Linked DNA regions of Homo sapiens: region 1 is linked to region 2. Evidence: read pairs that join two places in POLR2A ChIA-PET (ENCODE). Cell type or tissue: OCI-LY7. All regions are shown on one strand. Links, peaks and the distances in the headings refer to the core of each region. The heading gives the core; the rest is flanking DNA.

Region 1 (11,549 bases), core at 2,171-10,170, 650 kb after region 2:
CCACCTAATCATTTCATATGGAAGACTTTAGGGTCTTGAGAAAGGAAGAGGCTTGCTGAAAGTGGCCCTGCAAAGCATTCCCATTGGAATGGAAACCAGCACTCCAGTCTGCAGACCCCAGATGGATTCAGCAGAGTCACATCTGATGATGCCCCAGGGCATCTCTGCCATTCAGCATGCCTCCAAGCTGGGGTCAGCGTGTAGTTCTCTCTGAGAGTTCTTTGCAGCACAGCTGACCCATTTCTGCTTCATGCCTTTCTCCTCTCACCTTCTTTACAGAGACGTGGATCTGTGTTAAACCGCCCTTGGCATCTCTGCAATCCTCTAGGAGAACTGCAATGAGGCACTGGGCATTTCTAGAGCACTGGCCTGTGGAAGGAGGGGAGGAACTTTGGGGTTCTGATTAATTTCCTATGCTGCAGGCAGGCACATGGGTGTCCTGAAATGCCTGGCCCGGTCTTCAAAGGCCTCTAATAAATTATAGCTTATTTTTAGAAAAAATATTCAAAAACACCACTTCCTGTGAAAAGTAATCATGGCTGTAAGATTGCTGGAGGCAAAGGAAGGGCCTTTACTGAGTTGCTCCTAAGGGCTAATGCTGATTCCAAGTACCACAAACCCTTGGAAGGAAGAACCCAGGACATATAAGGGAGGTTCTGAAGAAAGAACTTTCTCCCCAGGACCCATGATCCCAGCAACCACTTATTGATTTATTCATAGCAAAAGCTTTGGCACAGGAAAGATCGGGATTCAAAACCCAGCTCTGCCACTTACTAGTTATGTAATCTTGGGCTTTTAGGTCTCTGCACCTCAGTTTCTCATCTGCAAAATGGAAATAATAATACTACCTTTCTCACACAGTGCCTGTGAGGGTTAAACATGTGAAAGAGCTGAGTTCAGAGCCTGGCACCTAGTTCATGCCAGGATATAGTGGTTGCTGTTACTATTTGAACATGTCCTCATCCTCCCAGCAAGACCTCCATTAGTAAAAGGAAAGGAATAGATTTGTATGATTGGACAATAAAGGTCTCTATTGGGCATTGTTAAGTGAAAAGAGTAAGAGTAAGTTGCCGAATTACAAGTGTAGTAGGATCCTGTAGTTATAGTTTGTAATATATGCTTAGTATATGCATAGAAAAATATGGAGACTATAAAGAACTAAATAGGCCAGGCGCAGTGGCTCACACCTGTAATCCCAGTGCTTTGGGTGGCCAAGGTGGGAAGATTACTTGAGACCAGGAGTTTGAGACCAACCTGGGCAACATAGTGAGACCCCTGTCTTTACAAAAAAAAATTTTTATTTTTTTATTTTTTTTTTTTTAGACAGAGGTCACCCTCTGTCGCTCAGGCTGGAGTGCAGTGGCACGATCTGGGCTCACTGCAATCTTTGCCTCCCAGGTTCAAGCGATTCTCCTGCTTCAGCCTCCCGAGTAGCCGGGATTACAGGAATGATCCACCACACCCGGGTAATTTTTGTATTTTTAGTAGAGATGGGGTTTCACCATGTTGCCCAGGCTGGTCTCGAATGCCTGGGCTCAAGCGATCCTTTAGCTTTGTCCTCCCAAAGTGCTGGGATTGCAGGCGTGAGCCACCATGCCCAGCCAAAATTTTATTTATTTATTTTTATTTTTATTTTTTTTGAGACAGAGTCTCGCTCTGTTGCTCAGGCTAGAGTGCAGTGGTGCGATCTCGGCTCCGCCTCCCGTATTCAAGCAATTCTCCTTCCCCAGCCTGCTGAGTAGCTGGGATTACAGGCCTGCGACACCATGCCCGGCTAATTTTTGTATTTTTAGTAGAGACGGGGTTTCACCATGTTGGTCAGGCTGGTCTCGAACTCCTGACCTCATGATCCGCCCACCTCAGCCTCCCAAAGTGCTAGGATTACAGGTGTGAGCCACCGCCAGGCATGGTGGCTCACACCTGTGGTCCTAGTTACTCAGGAGGCTGAGGAGGGAGGATTGCTTGAGCCCAGGAGTTGGAGGCTACAGTGAGCTATGATCTCTGCACTGCACTCCAGCCTGAGTGACAGAGAAAGACACTGTCTCTAAAAAAATAAATAAATAAAAAAGAGCTAGAGAACCTTCAGTTTTTTTTCTTTTTTTTTTGCTTTGCTGAGTTTCATTTTGTTTTTGTTTTTTCTTTTTTTTTTTTTTTTTTTTTTCAGATAGAGTCTCACTTTGTCACCCAGGCTAAAGTGCAGTGGCATGATCTTGGGTCACTACAACTCCTCTTCCCAGGCTCGAGTAATCCTCCAACCTCAGCCTCCCAAGTAGCTGGGATAACAGGTGCCTGCCAACAAGCCCAGCTAATTTTTTTTGTATTTTTGGTAGAGATGGGGTTTCACCATGCTGCCCAGGCTGGTCTCCATCTTCTGAGCTCAAGCCATCCACCTGCCTTGGCCTCCCAAAGTGCTGGGATTACAGGTGTGAGACACTGTGCCCAGCCTGTTTTGCTGTTCTGTGTGTGCATATAGTGAGAACTTCCAAAAAAGACTTTGCTATGGAGGGGAAAGAGGGTAAAAACACAGCTACAAGGTATACCAGCAGTGGGCATCTGAGCCACCTGTGCATACTGCAATAGAAAGTTCCACAGATCCCATCTCCTCCTTCGTGGGGTTCCAAGAAAGCCCATGCCGAGATGATTTTCACTTTCTCCCCTGACCCTAGCCCTTGGTTGCATTTGAACTTTCAATGCTAGAAGCCAAAAGTAAGACACCTAATAGAAGTCTCAGGAACCATGACAAGGCCAGGACAAAAAGAATTTTAAGCAGGGAGAATTTTTTTTTGTCCCTGTCTGTATTAGTCAGAGTTCCCCAGAGAAACAGAACCAATAGGAGTATATATATATATAATTTACTTATTATGAGAATTGGCTCACAAGATTATGGAAGCAGAGAAGTCCCACAATCTGCCTTTTGCAAGCTGGAGAACCAGAAAAGATGGTGGTACTAAGAATGGGGGTTTGTGGGCAGGGAAGTGCTGGTATAAGTCTCAGAGTCCAAGGATTGAGAACCAGGAGCTCCAATGTCCAAGGGCAGGAGAAGATGGATGTTCCAGCTCAATGAGAGAGAGCAAATTTTCCTTCCTCCTCTTTTTTGTTCTGTTGGGCCCTCAGTGAATTGGACAAGGGCCCTTGTTCTTTGGGCCCTCAGTGAATTGGATCATGCCCACCCACATTGGTGGAGGCAATTTTCTCTACTCAATCTACCAATTCAAATATTAATATCTCCTGGAAATACTCAGAGATAATGTTTTACCAGCTATCTGGGCATCCCTTAGCCCAGTCAAATTGACACATAAAATTCACCATCACACTGTCCTATGCCCCCTCCACACCTTCCAAAGAATCACAATATGTCAGCACCTTGTGTCTACCATGTCTAAACTTGCACTTTCACTTTCACTCATTATATCTTTCTGCAATTTAATTTTTTACATGTAGAAGTATTACTGTGTCATCAGAAAAAAAGGCAATAAAGATATACATAAAAAGAAAGCTAACCAAGCTGGAGTTGGCTCACTTTTGCTGGTTTGCAAACAACAAATGATTACCCAGTATGATTGAGGCCAGTGCAAAGTCTGCCAAGAATCATAGAAAGTCAGAATAGGAAGGAATAAAATAGCCCTCAATTCTCCTATCATCCCCAAAATGGCATGATTTTAAGTTCCCTCTATTCCTTTCCTCCCTCATGTTTCAGGGCAACCGTTACTACATGCATTTCATTCATTCATTCATTCATTCATTCATTCCACAAACATTTATAGATCCTTTATTCTGAACCAAGAATCATGCTGGGTACTTTACATATACTACCTCTTAAAGGTTATAGGGGTCATTATTGCTAGTATATTGCATATACTATCTCTTAAAGGTTATAGGGGGTCATTATTGCTATCTTGCAGACTGGGAAAACAAGGCTCAGACAGGGAAAGTCACTTACTGGTCACACATCTAGTAGGATCTAAACCAAGACATGTGCAACATCAAAGCCCAAGTCCAGGAGGAAATGGACTGTATTCCAAAGCAAATAAGCTATGCACTCAGGCAGCCATTATTGGCTGGGTGGCTTTGGGCAAGTCATTGAACTCTTCTCAGCAGCAGTTTTCCCACCTCTGCAGAGTAAGTGTATACCCACCTATTTCATGTAAGCTAAGTGCTTTGTAAATCGTAACACATAATACAAAGGAAAGGCATCTCAGCTCTTCAGGGACTAGGTCTCACTCGTCTTTGGACCTTTTGGTGCTTTCCCCCCTAGTGTTTGCCTCCATTAGTGTTCATCCCCCATTAGCGCAATTAGGACAGTCTTCCTCTCATGCATCTTATTTCTCCCTCCAGCCTGGGACTTCCTCGACGACAGGAATGATGCTTATTAATTTCTGATCCCTTTCTGTCCCTAGTACAGTGTCTGGCCTGCATCCCTCCATTCCTTTACATTTTTATGCATTTCATAAGAAATGGCTGAGTGCCTAACATGTGCCAGGCACTACACAGACTGTAATACAGCAAAAGTCCCAAGTTTCCTGGACTGGAGGAGTGGAGAAACAGGACAACATTAAACACAATTACTTAATAACAATTCCATTAAGTGCTGCAAAGAATCAGGTGATATGCCAGGAGGGATTGGGGGAATGCAGGGTGGGGACCTAACTGAATTGAGGAGCCAGAGAAGGCTTCCTAGAAGAGGTGGCATGGAGCCTCAGAGAGGGTAAGGAACATGCTCAAGGTCACACAGCTGGTAAGTGGCAAAATTGGGATTTTAACCCAGGAATGCCTGAGTACAAAGCCCATACTCTACTAGAAAACACTGTCTCTTATCTGTCTTTTATTTCCTCCACCTTTTACTTCCTTGACTTTTTTTTTTTTTTTTTTAGATGGAGTCTTGCTCTGTCGCCCAGGCTGGAGTGCAGTGGTATGATCTGGGCTCACTGCAACCACCACCTCCTGGGTTCAAGTGATTTTCCTGCCTCAGCCTCCCGAGTAGCTGGGATTATAGGCGTGCGCCACCACACCCAGTTAATTTTTGTATTTTTAGTAGAGACGGGGTTTCACCATGTTGGCCAGGCTGGTATTGAACTCTTGACCTCAAATGATCTGCCCACCTCAGCCTCCCCAAAAGTGCTGGGATTACAGGTGTGACCCACCATAGCCCAGCCCCCTACTTCCTTGACTTTTATTGACGAGAAAGGAGTAAGACCTGTCCAAATGAATGCTCTAAAGCAATATTTTTTCCCAGCTTTTGGGGGATCACAGATTCTTTTAAGAATCTAGTGAAATCCATGAAACCTGTCTCCAGAATTCCATGTATACAGACAGACCCACAAAATCTTGCATACAATTTCAGGGAGTTCATAGGCATTCTGAGGCCCAGGTTTAGAATTCATTCCATGGAGGACCATCCGACCTTATAGTGAGATGTCAGAACCTCAGAAAGAGACACCAGGACCCCATAAACAGCTCAAATCCCCAGAGAGATCTCAAGACCCTATAGAAAGAGTCTCAAGATCCAGTAGAAAGATCTGGGATCCTGTAGAGGCCCCCAAGTTGCTACAGAGTAACAGCTGGGGCTTTGCAGAAATATTCTCAAGAGGCTATAGACATAGAGGAACCTCAACCTCTCATGAAGCTGGGGTCCTCAAAGCAGACTTGGAGAGCTATAATTTTGGGGGGTTTTTTGTTTTTTGTTTTTTGAGACAGGGTCTGGCCTCTGTCACCCAGGCTGCAGTGCAGTGACACAATCACCCCTCACCACAGTCTCAAACTCCTGGGCTCAAGCAATCCTCCTGTCTCAGCCTCCACAGTAGCTGGGACTAGAAGCGTGTGCCACCACGTCCAGTTAATTTTTAAATTTTCTGTAAGGATGATGGGGGGGGGGTCTCACTATGTTTCCCAGGCTGGTCTCAAACTCCTGGAATCAAGCGATCCTCCCACCTCGGCCTCCCAAAGTGGTGGGATTACAGGCATGAGCCACCATGCCCTGCAGAGGGCTATAATTCTTAACCCTTGTTGGATCACTGACGCCTTTGAAACTTCGAAGAAAAATGCAACACACACAACATGTTACACAATTACAAGGGGTTCACAGACCTCTGAGAGGACATCGGTAGCCCCAGGGTACAGAACTCTGGTTCTTGAGGTGCGGCAAGAACGTAACCCCCGCCCCCCAAACACCCCAAAAACCTGGAGCAGAACCACAGACCCGAGGCACAAACTTTAGGATGAAACAGACCCCGAGTTGCATCCTGGCCCTGCCGTTTACTAGCCATGACCTTGAACACTCACCTAGAAACCCTCAGGCCTCAGCATCTCACCACCCAAAAGAGAGGGCTGGACACCCTTCCCTCCCCAGCCTGGCCCCCGCGGCGTGCGCTCCGTGACGGGTGGGGCGCTGGCGCTTGACAGGACTCAGCCTCTCTCCCCTCCTGCGCCAGTGAGCCATGAATCCGGCTGCGGCACTTCATGAAATACTCATGGGCCGACTGCACCAGGCTTGCGGGCGGCGGGGGAGGGGGCCGGCGCGTTCGCCGTTTGCCGCAGTGACAGCTCCGCGCCGCCAGCCGGCCGCGGGCCTGGGAAGCCGCCGGTGCCGGGCGCGCTCTCGGCCTTTCCCACCCACCAGGCAGGGCGTTCCCGCCAGCCGGCTTCCTGCAGCCGAGGGCCGGGGAGGAGGGACGGCGCTGAGGGGCCGCAGGGCCTGGCAGGCCTGGTTCCTGGCTTTCTCTCCGCGTTTCCTGAGCAGGACCGGCCGGGGGATGGGACCCAGCGCAAACCTCCTACCCCGGGAGCGCAGCCAGGAAATCGCGTCCTTGTTAATTCAGGTTCCTCCTTTGCGCTGAACGGGGCTGCTTTCCGTCCGCGATCAAGTGGGCATGATGCGACCCACTTATCCCAGGAGGAAGCGGAGAGACGAAATGGCAGCTCCCGACCCCACGACACAGCAAGATTCCAACCCCATGATGTCAGTGTTAACTCCATCCTATGGATGAGAAAGCTGAGGCTTTGAAAAATGAAGTGACTTATCCAAGGTCATCATAAAAATATTACTACTAATAAAATAACATGCTTACTACATACCAGGCACTGTGCTACAAATACTCCAGGTGTTTTTTGTCATTGGGTTCCTGTAATCTATGAAGATAACTGTTGTTCCTAGTTCATAAATGAGGAAACAGAACCAGAGGCCAAGTGGCATCTCCAGTGATGCACAGCTACGAAATAACAGAGCTAGGAATTAAACTCCAGCCTCCTGTTTCCAGAGCTCAGCCTTTCTCTATCCTGCTTCAGCACTTCAGTTGAGTAACCATGACCTTGTCTCATTTGTTTCTGGGTCCTCAGAGCCTTACCGAGAACTTGACACAAAGTAAGTGCTCAGAGGTGACTAAGGGAACCTTACATGGAAGTTCACACTTAGAAGGACTGATAGGAGGCATCTGTCACGTCACCCTTTCTAGAGCCTTCAGCCAAGTGAAAACTTAGCCTCTGCCTGAATACTCACTATCATGATAAACTCTCCCCCTCTCCACACCCCCATCCCATTCCCTTGTTGGACAAATAGATTTGGTTTAAACGTAAATGCTCCTTTTTTTTTTTGAGACGGAGTTTCGCCTTATAGCCCTGGCTGGAGTGCAATGGCATGATCTTGGCTCATTGCAAACTCCGCCTCCCGGGTTCAAGTGATTCTCCTGCCTCAGCCTCCCAAGTAACTGGGATTACAGGCGTGTGCCACTACACCCGACTAATTTTGTATTTTTAGTAGAGACAGGGTTTCATTGGTTGATCAGGCTGGTCTCAAACTCCTGACCTCAGGTGATCCACCCACCTTGGCCTCCAAAAGTGCTGGGATTACAGGCACGAGCTACTGTGCCCAGCCTTAAATGCTCCTTTTTTTGTCCGTGGTTTCTTGTAAACAAGGCCAGGCCATTTTCCTCCCTGTGGCCACATTACATATTGCATGGTATTCTTAGCCATTCTATAAGGGTAGACGGTTCAATAATTTTAAGTTCCTCGTAAACTGGGACAAGGTCAGCTGTTCATCAAAGCTGTTCCCCTTCCACGTGTAGAGTTGTTTCTGAGAAAAGCAGCCAGACTACATTTTCCAGCACTCCTTGCTAATTAGGTACATAACTCGTGTTCACCAGTGGGATATGGGCAGAGAACATGAATGCCATGTCCTGGCCAAAGTGGTGAAGAAGGATGTATGCTTGCTCAAAGCTCTTTTCTCTCATCTGCCAATCAGATGTCAACACCAGGGGGCCCTTGGAAGCTACAAGTTGAACGGGGCAGAGCCTTAGTCAACCTGGGTCTCACTCATCACTTGACTGAGGGGGGCACACATTGAACTAATTTCTATTGTATTTAGGCGTTGCGATTTCAGGATTTATCTATCATAGCAGTTGGCATAACTAGTATGGGACTACCTTGGGCTCACTGTTGTATCCTCCACATGACAGAGCACAGTGCTGGTTACACGAAAGATGCTCAAAAGACATCTTCAACTGTGTCCAACTGCCTCAGCTGGTCAGAAGCCATCTCTGTTCATCTGATGTCTTATGTAATGTGTTTTCCAAAAAGGGTTTCAAGGTAGTTTCATTGCAGCCTCGAGACCATTTGACTGATAATTAAAGAACAAGAATTCGGGAGCGATAAAAGCCTGGCTCAAAGGCCAGTGGGGAAAAAGGAAAGAAAGATGAAATACGGACTAATTAGGGTAGAAATGGTGGGCTGAGTTTTCTAAGGATAGTAACTGTGAAGAACAAACAAATCATGGTTCTGAGTTTCCTGGCAGTCAAAGCAAAGAGGGAACCAGGATGAGTTACAAACTGTGTAGGAAGTAGTAAACATGTGATTGAATACACAGACCCTGGAGGCAAATTACATTGTTTTGAAACCCAACTCTACCACTTACTAGTCACACGACCTTAAGTAGTTGTTTAATTTCTCTGTGCTTCTGTTGCTTCTTCTGAAAAACAGGATAATATAATAATAAACCCCTTTCTTAGGGTCCCTGGAAGGATTAAATGACTTCAGACATATTTAGTTCTTTTTTTCATTTTGTTTTGTTTTTTGAGGTGGAGTCTCGCTCTGTCGCCCAGGCTGGAGTGCAGTGGTGCAATCTCAGCTCACTGCAACCTCTGCCTCCCAGGTTCAAGTAATTCTCCTGCCTCAGCCTCCTGAGTAGCTGGGATTACAGGCACCTGCTGCCACGCCTGGCTAATTTTTGTATTTTTAGTAGAGACAGGGTTTCACCATGTTGGCCAGGCTGGTCTCGAAATCCTGATTCGAGTGATTCACCTGCCTCAGCCTCCCAAAGTGCTGCGATTATAGGCATGAGCCACCGCGCCCAGCTGCATATTTCATTCTCATAACAGGCCTGTTACATGGTAAATCGTATAGAAGAATTAGCTATTGCTGTGATATGGTTGGAAGAATCAGGCCAGTGATTTGGGAGAGACAAATTTTTCCCTGCATTAAACTCTCAGGGAATGTATTACACATGTGACCCTAATACAATGGATGGTTCCTCAATCAGACAGAGTTGTGCCCCGTGTCACATGGTTGTTTCTTTTTTTTTTTTTTTTTTTTTTTTTTGAGACAGAGTCTTGCTCTGTAGCCCAGGCTGGAGTGCAGTGGCACGATCTCAGCTCACTGCAACCTCTGCCTCCTGGGTCCCAGTTCAAGCAATTCCTCTGCCTCAGTCTCCCGAGTAGCTGGGATTACAGGCACGTGCCACCATGCCTAGCTAATTTTTGTATTTTTGGTAGAGACAGGGTTTCACCATGTTGGCCAGGATGGTCTTGAACTCCTAACCTCGTGATCTGCCTGCCTCGGCCTCCCAAAGGTTGTTTCTCTTATTTTTGGTCCAGACAAACCTTGGTATTCTACTCACTGGGTAATTCTGGGGCAGGATACTAGGGTAACCTAAGGCCCTAGGGACCTTTCTGCTGACAGGCCAGGTAAGTGTAGTAATGAAGGGCAAAGGGGTTAGTGTCAGACAGACCCAGGAACGTTTGTTAACTTCTTCAAGCCTCAGTTTCTTCATCCACACAGTGAGAACAATAACACAAAAACACCATGAAAGGGTTGCTATAAAGATTACATGAAAGAATGTACATAAGGCCAGGCACGGTGGCTCATGCCTGTAATCCCAGCACTTTGGGAGACCGAGGCGGGTGGATCACCTGAGATTGGGAGTTCAAGACCAGCCTGACCAACATGGAGAAACTCTGTCTCTATTAAATATATAAAATTAGCCAGGCGTGGTGGCATATGCCTGTAATCCCAGCTACTGGGGAGGCTGAGGCAGGAGAATCGCTTGAACCTGGGAGGTGGAGGTTGTGGTGAGCCGAGATCACACCATTGCACTTCAGCCTGGGCAACAAAAGCAAAACTCCGTCTCAAAAAAAAAAAGAAAAAGAAAAAAAAAGAATGTACATAAAACGTTTATCACAATAACTAGTATTATAGGAAGACTTCAGTATACAACCACCCACAAAATAAAAAGGAAACTAGCAAAATAAAACAGAGAATATCACGTAGAACCCCTGGAAGAAGCAGAATAATTTTTAATGTTTCAAAAATTGGAACAGAGGCCAGGTGCAGTGGTTAATGCTTGTAATCCAACACTTTGGGAGGATAAGGTGGGAGGATTGCTTGAGCTCAGGAGTTTGAGACCAGCCTGGGCAACAAAGTGAGACCTTGTCTCTACAAAAAATAAAAAAATCAGCCGGGCACAGAAGGCTGAGGTGAGAGGATCGCTTCAGCCTAGAAGGGCGAGGCTGCACTGAGCTACAATTGCGCCACTGTACTCCAGCCTGGCGACAGAGCTAAATTCCGTCTCAAAAAAAAAAAAAAAATGCCAGGCGCAAGTGGCTCATGTCTGTAATCCCAGCACTTCGGGAGGCCAAGGCGGGTGGATCACGGGGTCAGGAGATCGAGACTATCCTGGCTAACACAGCAAAACTCCGTCTCCACTAAAAAAAACACAAAAAATCAGCCAGGCGTGGTGGTGGGTGCCTGTAGTCCCAGCTACTTGGGAGGCTGAGGCAGGAGAATGGCGTGAATCCGGGAGGCGGAGCTTGCAGTAAGTCGAGATCGAGCCACTGCACTCCAGCCTGGGCGACAGAGCAAGACTCTGTCTCAAAAAAAAAAAAAAAAAAAAAAAAAGTGGAACAGAAATGGCACATTTCCCCCAGAATGTGGTCCTGGGCTGTCCAAAGCATCATTTCTTTGCTTCTGGCTGGAATTCTCTTGGCGTAACTTAGTGTGGTATCAGCTCAGACTGGCCAGTTTTTGAAGCCACCCTGGCCTGGAGACGTGCTGCAAAGCCAGAATGACCACCCTGCCCCAACAACAGACTGTCTTTGATGGGGGCTGAGAACCTGAAGCTTCCCTTATTGAGTGCTTCCTAGGCACCCAGTGCTGTGCTGAGTTTTACACACATTCCCTCGTCCAGCCCCCACAGTAGTCTCAAGGCACGAGCCCTATTCATAATCACATTTTACAGATGAGGAAACTGAGGCTCAGAAAGGCAACATGGGCCAGGCACAGTGGCT
Region 2 (11,538 bases), core at 3,539-11,538:
TCTGTTTTGAGCTCCCAAAACAGATGAGGACTTTGGGTTTTTATGTGAAGTATGTTAGTTTATCCTGCTGCTGTAACAAATTACCACAAATAGTGGCCTATTTGATGCATTGGGAGATACCTACTAGACATCCAGGTGGAGAGCAGAGCAGTGGGGAGTTGGACATATGGGTCTGGAGTTCTGGGGAAAGGTGGGAGCTGGAGCTATACTACAGGAGGCATCCATTACAGATGGTGTATGAGGCACTGAGAGATCATCTAGAAACAGGATTGAGAACGTCAAGGACTAAGCCCCAGGCTCCTCAATAATTTCACCTCTCCATTCAAGGAACCCTTTTTTTCCTAACAGAGTCTTATTTTGCAGCCCAATACATAAACACTGAAAATGAGGCTGCTTGTCCTAGTTGTGGTAGACCCTGGGATCCGGGGTTCTGGTGCCATGCCTCACCAATTGCCCTGCTTGCTCTCTCGGCCCATAAGGGAGCTTGGAGGTTCAGTTGGTCTAGCATTTCTCACAAATGCCAGTTCTCCAGACTTGTTCTTTATCCACATTTTCTAATAATCTTTGGCAGTCTGGTCATTATATCCTCATTATATGCATGTGAAAATATAGAAACCAAGGGACACATAATAACTTTATAGCAAGCAACTGGAAGAAGGCTTTCATTCCTCTCTGAATCCACGACTCTCACCTTTGTGCACAGTTGCAGATCCACACTGTGTATGTCGCCAGGGGATCCAAACCCACGTGTTTCTGGGCACAGGGATGTATCTGGTTGCGGGAGTAGAGTGCGCTCTTCCATACTTGTGGTGGCTGATGAACAGATGGGTTGTCTTGTGCAGTGAGAACTCCGTCCTTATTCCTTTGTCCAACCACACTCGCACCTTCCGTGTGATCGGCTGTGTTTGTGAGGTGCCATGTGATGAGACGGCTCAGATCTCACCCAGCGTATTGCAGACTGCCTGATGTTTTAATGTCATCTACCAGATGATATTTCCCTGATACGTGCTGTAGAATTAGATTTTGTTTGTAGCAATGCCATAAATTTTTAGTGCTGACTCTAATAAGCTCCTGTGTATTTGCAGGGAAAATGTATGCATGCCAGTACTGTGATGCTGTGTTTGCCCAGTCTATTGAGCTGTCCCGCCACGTGAGGACCCACACCGGGGACAAGCCCTATGTCTGCAGAGACTGTGGCAAGGGCTTCCGGCAAGCCAATGGCCTCTCCATCCATCTGCACACCTTTCACAGTATGTAGAGACTGTGGATCTCAAGCCCTCAGTGCCAGCCTGGCACTGGGAAAGCGTGTCAATTGCAGCAGAGGTGTCAATCCATCAGACCCAAGCTCCATTCAGTGCATTCCCCTTACCTGTTCCGCTGCAAAACCCAGAGTCCCTCATTCCTAGTTCAGGAAGAATCTCATTTTAAGGTATCTCATATAACGCTTATTTCTCTCTGGCCAGGCTGTTTCCCTGTCTTCCTTTTTAGCCCACCTGGCACCATTTGTCCAACAGAGGCAAATTTTGTTTGAAGGAGAAAGCCTCTGTAACTGATTGGCTCACAGAGCACTGGAATATTTCCATTAGGCCATCTTCCATTTGCCTTTTCCCGTAGGAGCAGTCCAGACACTTTCTGAGTTAATGTCTACCATCGTAAGTGAGCCTTGGTTATGTTTCCTTAAAAACCTCCCGCCCAGCATTCTCTTCCGAATGCCATTGTATTTCACACAGTTAGTGGGGTCTGCCCCTGTCTTTCTCCCCTTCTGTGAGAACTGACACAGACAGAAACACACTTTTATTCGGCATGCGTGCATGCGTGGGCACACACACATATATATACACACACAGGAAGGAAGGACAAAGAAATTCCGTGATTCCTCATTACACCATCGGGAAATCACCAGCGTGGCATTTGGCTGGCCACATCACATTTTCTTCAGCCTCTCTTGTTGCAGCAGGAGTGTAATCAGCACAGCACAGCACAGCAGGGGAGTTAAGAGCTTGGAGTCTGGAATCACACAGGCTTGGACTTGAATCTTGACCCTGACGCTTACTTTTCTTGAGGCCTTAAACAAATTTATTTACCATTCTAAGCCTCTTATGCCCCTTCTGTAAACTAGAGCAAATAATAATGCCACCACCTTGGATTGTAATTAGAATTAAATGAGACCACATGTAAAGCATGACACTCCACGCCTGACACATAGAAAATGCTCAGTAATGCCAGATACTGTTATTATTGGTGACAAGAGCAACCCTCTCAGATGCCATTTGTCACCATCAAAACTTGTCTTTTTTGCATGCCCTGCATCTCACATGCTCTTCTTCCCTCCCCACCCCTCTTCCCACACACCAGTTTCTAGCTGTTGGCAGATACAGTGTCTCACAAGTGCGCTTTATGTAAACACATCCAAGTCTGTCGTCAGCCAGCCAGCAAGGACTTTGCCAAAGCTCCTATGTGCCCAGCATGTGGCTAGACATTGGGTGATGCAGGGGGAAAATAAAGTGTGGCCCTTTCCCTCCAAGCAGTTTACAAGGCTGTCCAAAAAAATCCAGTTACAGTAGGCTTCCAGATGAGAGATTTGGCTTGGATCCAGTGCCACAATTTTGATGTCCTCTTGACCTCTTTAATGACATTCTGCTTTAGTCTTCCTTTCCCAGTAGCATTACCTGGGCGTCAGGAAAGGGGAAGACGTTATTAACTTTCAGAAGGGAGAAGACCCAGAATACTTTGCCATACCCTAAACTATATCATCCGTGGCAGGCCTAGCATCCAGGCCCCCCTCTCTCTCCCATTTCTTGCCTGTTTCATAGAACCACATCATTGCTTATGGAAAGCTGCATCAAAGTGTCTTAGAAGATGGTGTAAAACTGAGATTTCAAGAGCTCATGTCCACAGGGAAACTAGTTAGTGATACCGAATGCTGCTGCATGTCAGAATTCCTGAATTAATCTGAATCAATGCACATAAAAGATTGGCTTGTGAGCAAAGGATTTTATTAAAACATTTTGATTTCTGTTGCTTTAAGAAAAAGACCAAAGTTTCCTGCCATAGGATGGCAAATGTATTCTTCATCACTACTAGTTTTATTGTGGGGGTCTCACTGAAGGGTTGGCATATCCAATCAAGCATGTAGCTCTCAGACAGCATGGATTTGGGAGTGAGAGATGGGATTGTTACTCAGTTCAGCCATTTCTTAATTATGCCCATGGGCAAGATACTGCCTTACCACTCTAAACCTTGATTTTCCTAATCTGTAAAATAGGGATGATAATAGAACCTACTCATAGAGTTATTGGAAGGATTAAGTGAGTTAATTTACATAAAGCACTTAGAATATGCCTGTCATAGAGCACTCATTATGCTAATGTTTTTATTGTTGAATCTAAAGTGGGGAGAAAGGAAGCATCCCTCCACTTGTGCTGTTGATGACAAAGGAATTAGTGATGCTCTGGGGAGTGTGCTGGAAATCCTCTACAGAGAATTAGAAAACTCCAGAATGCCCACTGCAAACCGGACGAGCCAGGGTGAAACTCCCTGGAAAGTGATAAAGTGTAATTTAACTTGAAAGATGTAAAATGAGGAATGGAGATGAACTACATGATGCTGCAGAGACAGTTAGTCTTGAAACCCTGGAGGAATCCCACCTCCTAGGATGAAGGTGGGGGTAGTCAGGTGACTGCTACACTGATTTCTGATCCTTGGAGTCTATGACCCTGCCTGTTACGTAAAGCAGAGTCTTCACATTTGTTGCTGTACACAACAACCAGTGTTTCACTGATGGCTGCCTATGGTGTTTTCTTTTCCTCTCCACCTCTTCCTCTCATGGATGTCCCGTGAAACTAGACATAGAAGATCCTTATGACTGCAAGAAGTGCAGGATGAGTTTCCCCACTCTTCAGGATCACCGGAAGCACATCCATGAGGTGCACTCCAAAGAGTACCACCCCTGCCCCACGTGTGGGAAGATCTTCAGTGCCCCGTCCATGCTGGAGCGGCACGTGGTGACCCACGTTGGAGGGAAGCCCTTCAGCTGCGGGATCTGCAACAAGGCCTACCAGGTGACCTCAGGTGCCACTGGGAGCTCTTCCCCTCACCCCTGACCTACTCTCCATTTGATCTTCCCTGATGCCCGGGTTGGTGGCTTGCAGATCATATCTTGTATCCAGGATGTGACAATTGGCTGATTCTCATGAAGGATGCAGCTTGTGATCCAGATTCTCTAAGGAGATCTGGTCGGAGTGCTGCAGTGGGGGAGCTCATTATTGGAGCAGAGAGTTCATACGCTTCTTCTCTTAGACAGCAGACTTGTCGTGAACTAATGCTGCTTTTCCCCTTGGATGCTCACCTTCCATAGAACCCATTGCTCCCATGTGTCAATGGGCATGACAGCGGCAATGGGGAGTGGAACACTACCTGGAATTACCTTGTTTGGCACAATTAGTTTGTGTTTGTTTAACTCACAGGGAAGGGCTCAGCCTTTTTACCTTAGGATTTGATATGTAATTAAAGTGAAGCCCCATATAGAACTAAAAAGAAACTGCATCTGTCAGAAGCTTTAAAACTACAGAGAAAAGAATGGTCCTTGTGGCATCTATAAGATTTGGGTATAGACAAAGAAGCATAACTGCTAACTTTAGCTCAGCAAAAACTGAGAGCTAACTTTGTGCCAACGCTCATGTTGTGACATTAGCGTTCCAGAACGGAGACCTGGGCTTGAGCCCTAGGATGGCGTGGAATGGTAGGGAAAGTATTCCCAGTGCTGCTCTGGAACCTGGGAAGGAGAGGGACTCTTGCTTATGGGGCAAGGGCAGTGTGCACTCCTCCAGCAGCTTGCTCGGCTGTGCCCCAGCTCCCTGGGAAGCCGTGAGATGCAGCTCACTGGTAAAGCACACAGGTGTTACAGTTGGAAGGCCTGGGCCTGAATCCTGGTCCTGCTATCTCCTGATGTTATGATTAGTCATTTAACCCCTCGGTGTCTCCGCTTCCAGCTCGCTAGGAAGACTCTAACACCTCCCTCATAGGCTTGTTGTAAGGAATGGGCATGTGAAGGACTCCTGGGAGCCCTGCCCTGTAGTGGCTTCTCAATGAATATGTAGTTGCCTTATTCTCACAAACACCAGGCTTTCCTCACATCAGCACCCGGTGTGATAGGTAAGAGTGTGTGATACTAGAAACGTCAGCTTATCCAAAAATGTATTTCTTTCTCTCATGAGAGCCTCGTGAGCTCTCCAGCTTGCTGGAACTTTCTAAGACCTAACACTTGCCAAATTCCTTGCAGCAATTGTCTGGTTTGTGGTACCACAATCGAACCCACCACCCTGACGTATTTGCTGCTCAGAACCACCGATCTTCCAAGTTCTCATCACTCCAGTGCAGCTCCTGTGACAAAACCTTCCCCAACACCATTGAGCACAAGAAGCACATCAAAGCAGAACATGCAGGTGGAGTTTGGGTACCGCCGGCAGAGAGCGGGAGGGGCTTGATGGTGTAGCCTCCTGGGCCCCACCAGAAATCCCCACTTCTAATAGTCTAGTGTGATGTGCAGTGGTCATTGCCTTTGTTCTGCCCCAGCGCACCTGTCCGTAGCAGCAGCAGTCAGTAGCAGCAGCTTGAGTGGCAGTGGTTCTCAAACCTGGAAGCGTAGCGCAGTGTAAGCTCCCACCAGCCCTGAGTGAGAGCTTGTTGGGGCACCTGGGAAGGGTGTCAGCCTCAGTGGTAGGCAGGCCTGAGTGGAAATCCTGATTCCAGCACTTATCAGCTACATGACCTTGGCAAGTGACTTCCCTTTTCTGAGCCTGTTTCCTTCTCTCCAGGATGGCAGTTATTAAAACCTACTTTGCAGGTAAATTTGGTGATAATCACAACAGCTGTCAGTTACAGAGTGTTTCCTATGTGCAAGACACCATGCTAAGCACCTCGTGTATATTTTCTCATTTCATTCTCACAACATCCCTCTGAGCATCCAGGCAGTCTGGATCCAGATCTCATGCTCTTTACCACTAGATTGTACAAATATACCATAGGTTATAAGATTCCTGGCACTTGGTAGATGCTTGCTAAGTATTGGCCATCGCCCCAACCCCAGCCCTGTTACTCTTCAGCCTTGGAGAGCCAACCATTTGTTCTTTCCCAGCACGTCTTTCTTTATGCACTTCACAGATATGAAGTTCCATGAATGTGACCAGTGTAAGGAGCTCTTCCCCACGCCAGCCTTGCTGCAGGTTCATGTCAAGTGCCAGCATTCAGGTCAGTACCCCTGTCAGCATACTTCTAGGCTAGACTCGGGGCCTGAATCTCCCCTCCACCACTTGCAGCTTTGCAACCTAGGCTAAATCGCTTAACAAACCTGTGCCTCGGTTTCTTCATCTATAAAATGGGAACAGTTGTAGCACCTGCCTCATAGAGTAGTGTGAAAAACTGAAGGCCTTGGCATCAATAAGCATCCCTTAAGCCGTAACTGTGATTGTCATTGTTATTGCTATACTCATCAAATCTAAAGTGCCAGTTAAAAATAAATAAATACAATTCCAGTTATAAGATATACCATTTTTATTTTTTTTTTTTTTGAGACAGAGTCTCACTCTGTCACCCAGCCTGGAGTGCAGTGGTGCGATCTCAGATCACTGCAACCTCCATCTCCTGGGTTCAAGCAATTCTCCCTGACTTAGCCTCCCAAGTAGCTGGAATTACAGGTGCCTGCCACCATGCTCGACTAAATAAGATGTACCTTTTTTTTTTTTTTTTTTTTGAGATGGAGTCTCACTCTGTCACCCAGGCTGGAGTGCAGTGGCGCGATCTCGGCTCACTGCAAGCTCCGTCTCCCAGGTTCACGCCATTCTCCTGCCTCAGCCTCCCGAGTAGCTGGGACTACAGGCGCCCACCACCACACCCGACTAATTTTTTTTTTGTATTTTTAGTAGAGACGGGGTTTCATCATGTTAGCCAGGATGGTCTCGATCTCCTGACCTCATGATCCGCCCGCCTCACCCTCCCAAAGTGCTGGGATTACAGGCGTGAGCCACTGCGCCCAGCCAAGATGTACCATTTTTAAGGAACTATTAAAAAAGAAAAACTACTGCCAGTTAAACTGTGCTTTCTTATCACTTAGAATTTCTACGTTATTCTAAGTGCTGTTTTGGACTAATTTGACATAGATTTTTATCATGTCACTCACTCTAGTGTGCATACATACAAAGGAAAACATAAAAAAACTGATTAAGGGAAGAATCCAGCTTCTCAGAGTAGTGTTCAATTCAGATTGTCAACAAGCATGTTTTTCCACACAGTGTTTACTCTGCCATCAAGAACATTGATGATGGAACGCATAATATAAGATTCCATCAAGAATTGAAGGCCATTCGTTTTGGTCTCTTGAGCGTTATGTAAAACTAGTCTACTTTTGATTCCTGCTTTGGGAATATAGCTAACCTTTCATCACTTACTTCCTCCCTTCTAAACCATTTGGTTTCCATGAGTTAAAAACGTGCACCATTCCTGTCTTAGGGAGTTTCTTCCAAGCCGTGGATGCCCATTCTGCAAGTCTTGATGCTGCCACTTTTGATGTTGGTGTGCGCATTGACGATTGCACCTGACTGCCTTAGCCCACAGAAGTCATAAGGTGCCATTGATCCTACTTCAGAGATGTTAAAATGTATTTCTTAGAATTGATGAAATATAGTATCGTCAGCATCTTTATCTGCAGTTGAATGAATAATGGGCTTCTGCAGAGGCAGATTTGGCCTGAATCTGATACTAATGAAACTGTCATCTCAGGGCCCCTCACTTGCATGGACCCTTCCAAGGCTCTGTCCTTGTCATTTTGTATTATTTTTCTTAAGGCCCCCCAGATTGAATAACGTTCGTGTCCCACAAAATGTGGATCCGCCTCCAAGCCTCGATCCTCATTGCTCTTTCCTCTCATGTCTTCCTGCCCTCATTTCTCTCATTTTACCCAGAGAATTTTACCCACAGCCCTCCCCTTCTGTCTCCCTCTCCTCCAGGGTCCCAGCCATTCCGGTGCTTGTACTGTGCTGCTACTTTCCGTTTTCCTGGAGCATTGCAGCACCATGTCACCACGGAGCACTTCAAGCAGTCAGAGACCACCTTCCCCTGTGAGCTCTGTGGGGAACTCTTCACCTCCCAGGCCCAGCTTGACAGTCACCTGGAATCTGAGCACCCAAAGGTGATGAGCACGGAAACCCAGGCCGCAGCCTCACAGATGGCGCAGGTGATTCTGGGGCCATCAGCTACATTAGAATGCTAATGCATGGTTCCTAAGGCTTCTCTAGAGGTGGCTCTGTCATAGTACCCAGAGATACTCTTTGGGGATCTTGTAGAGAGTCTCTCTGGACTTCTTACAAAACAGAACAGAAAATTCTAGTCTCCTGGTGGCCACATGGGAAGTGGCCCTTAGGTAGAGGGAGCCTGGAACAATAATTTCCAAAAGAGGAACAGCTTGGTTCCTCCTCCCAGTGCATACGTCCCTGCCTCCTGAGAAACACCGTGGGGTGTGGTGAGAACTGCGGGAAACCTCGGAGACAGAGGAACACTTTGTTGGGCAGGGACTGCCTGCAGTTGAAGTGCTTGGAGAGCGCCTCTGGGCAGGACACAGTACACACTTGCACACACCTGGGCCTCTCACCTTTACCTGGGCAAAAAAACCACCTCTTCTTGATGCTTCAGGGCTAAGCTTGATCCAGCTTCCCTTTGCTTCCCAGATCCTCTTTTACTCTTCTTCCCATCTTCTCCAGAGAGGGTGGGCAGAAAAGGAAAATAAATTCAGGTCCATCCATCGTCAGTAATTTGTGGGTGGGTTGGAGAGGAACCATAAACTGATTGAGGTTTTGGTCTGTTAGACTGTCCCGCTGTCCAGTTCCAGATCAGTCATTTATAAACCAGGTTCTTACAGGCCTCTGGGGAACAGAGGGGAAGTCAGGTAGGCAGGACTCCCGCCAACACTCTGCTGTCATATCAACCAAAGGTGCTCTGCTTTTATCTTTTTTGTATATTATGGTTCTTGATAATATGTCCTTTGGGGAAAAGGTGGGGCTGGGGCGTCCATTTCTAAAAGAAAAAGAAAGAAAAGCAGTTTGAAAACTACTATCCTGGATCATTGTTGATTGAACATCACAGTTGATCTCTTCTCTCCTGTAGCACGGAGAAGTAGCTGGGCTTGGCTTCCTCACTTGTTCCTGCTCTCTGCTCTTCACTGATTCTCAAGAGCAAGGTGGCTGTGGCCTCTAGTTTAAAAATATCAAGGGCATCTAGCTCTTCTGGGATCTATGGGTTAGAAACATCAACTGGGAGGCTTAGGCGGGAATTGGATATGCCTAACCACAGACTCATTCTCTCTCAGTTGGAAAGGTGGTCTCTAACAGATTATGCAGATTTGGAAGGGACATAGGTGGGCTGTGGAGGAGAGAAGGGGGCACTGGCCCCGCCAGGCTGGTGAGCTGAATGAATGCGTGGAGTCACAGTTCATCCAGTCTTCCTCCTAAGCTCGGTCACTGTGTGGCCTCCTGGGAAGGCTGTGAGCCTGCGAGAGGTCCAGAGAGGCTGCCCCGGGCCCACCTGGGCCTGTGGTGGATCAATCCCATTCCCATGTTCCAGGCATGAGACCAGCTGGCTTCAGTGGCATTCCTCTCACATGGCACTCACCTCTGCAGTGTCATCCCAAGACAGGAAAGCCCAGTGTGAAAAACAGAGCCAGTGTTCGCTGGTGTATAATCATAGAGTCCGGGCGCCCCGAGATGGCGTACTGAGCAAAATTATAGCAATTTAGTGCACAGTTATTTAAATTGTTTGCTGGCCTTCTCTTTTGCATCGCCAGTGGGTTAGACTTGCCTCTTCCCATTAGGCACATGTAAGTGCTCTCCTCAGGTGAAAACATAAATATCATCATTACAGCATGAGATGAAAACCATGTAAATCAGGGAGCCAACTGTGAACACTGCCCAGAGCAGCCTCACGGTCTTTCTCTTTCAGGTGATCCAAACCCCAGAGCCGGTGGCCCCGACAGAGCAGGTGATCACTTTGGAGGAGACCCAGCTTGCCGGGTCGCAGGTGTTTGTGACGTTGCCAGATTCTCAGGCATCTCAGGCCAGCTCTGAGCTCGTGGCGGTGACTGTGGAGGACTTGCTGGATGGCACAGTGACGCTGATCTGTGGTGAGGCCAAATGAGCAGCCTTTCATCCGGCAGAGCCTTCCTGCGTTTGCAGCAGAGAGGAGGCCCCACAGCTTGCCCTTTGCCCTCCATCCCTGGCTGTCCTGAGTGGTGAGCATCTTAGCTTAGCACCAACCAACACAGTCTCACCTAGAAAACAGATGGAAGCTTCGTTGTTCTCATAGAACCAACAGCATCTGAGCCCTCAACACCAACAGCACCATCCTCTGTAGCAGACAGGCCTCCCTCCCCACAGGCCCGCTGCTGCGGCCTCTATGACACTGTCCATCCCCAAGTGACATGTGGCTTCAGAAGTAGAGTCTGAAAGAGCAGTGGGATGGGAGCTGGTGACCAGGGTACCCCAGGAGGCATGATGTGCCGACAGCGCTCAGTGGGCAGAATGGCAGTTAGATATGGGACTTGGCCCACAGTGGGGGCTGCAAATGCTGCCACTGCCTCTGGCCATTTAAAGTGAGAGGGGCACCAACAGACAATTCGGGGACCTTAGGCCCCTTCCTGAGGCACACTTGGCCCCTTCCTCGGTCCTATCATCCTACCCTCTGCTGGGGTTCCCCCTCCACCCAGTGGCCACGCCCAGCACCCTATTGATGGCTATAGGACAGGTAGCCCTCATTTCCATGCCTGATAACCCCTTGTCAGTTGTCAGCTCTTCCCAAAACAAAGCTCTGGAGTTTCTGCTGGAAGTGTTTAATGTGAGGCATCAGCTGCTAGACAGTGTCTGCCTTTCCAGGACATTCTTCTTGGTATTCCTTACCTGAAGCCTGGTTCCCACAGCTCTTCCGTGTCATCTTCATCCCCTTCCTTTAATCAAAGGCTGAAATCTCTGCCTGACCTGGCAGCCTGGCTCCCTCTGGGTCATATGGTGCAGACTGTGACCAGCACCAGGCAGGCAGTCCTGTCTGCGTGTGGAGGAGCAGCCGTGACTGCCCGTGGCTCTGCTGCCGCCCACTCCCTGCCTTGTGAGTGGCCTGCTGCCTCACCTCCCGCAGGCCGCCACACTTATTGCAGGTCAGTGATCCTTTGGAGTTTGAATTTCACAAAGCTTTTTTTATCTTCAGTTCCTAAAATATAATCTGATAATTAATGGTTTGTGGAATCCATTATGAAGTGCAATTAGATAGATGTAGGTTCCTGCCGTTTGGAGAGAATGACTAGCATTTATCTTCTTTTCCTTCCATGCCAAAGGTTGGAGTCTGCTGGTGCGGTGTTTACACACCAGGCAGGGCTGTCTGCCACCTTGTGTGGCTTGACCCCCTGTGGAGGGGAGTGCCTGGTTGGATCCCACACTGGCAGAGATGGGGCCACCCCTTCCTTCCAGGCACATCTCACATTGCCATGTACAGAGGCAGGAG

Evidence for each region. ChIA-PET counts read pairs that join two places held together with the same protein. Peaks named below come from ENCODE experiments on the same cell type or tissue, not always from the same donor. Only the 100,000 strongest peaks of a DNase experiment are listed, where the experiment ranks them.
Region 1: POLR2A ChIA-PET joins it to region 2 with 10 read pairs; 2 of 35 experiments call an interaction of 5 or more read pairs at or near these places.

What each region holds. Positions count from the first base shown.
Region 1 is chr1:23,171,212-23,182,760 of GRCh38, forward strand. It overlaps a transcript of LUZP1 not described here. Among named protein-coding and RNA genes, the nearest start is that of LUZP1, 8.1 kb to the left of the region's middle. RefSeq lists silencers at 6,378-6,477, 6,568-6,797. In OCI-LY7, for the core only: a CTCF peak has its summit at 7,911; DNase peaks (open chromatin) are centred at 6,430 and 7,940; H3K4me3 peaks cover 1,502 bases; H3K27ac peaks cover 1,639 bases.
Region 2 is chr1:22,516,215-22,527,752 of GRCh38, forward strand. It overlaps ZBTB40 (zinc finger and BTB domain containing 40), which reads left to right. Exons shown (of 18, transcript NM_014870.4): 13 at 1,086-1,250; 14 at 3,847-4,061; 15 at 5,282-5,444; 16 at 6,163-6,249; 17 at 8,004-8,230; 18 at 9,988-11,538. The coding sequence ends at 10,182. Among named protein-coding and RNA genes, the nearest start is that of EPHA8, 42 kb to the right of the region's middle. In OCI-LY7, for the core only: no CTCF peak of the experiment used is centred there; no DNase peak of the experiment used is centred there.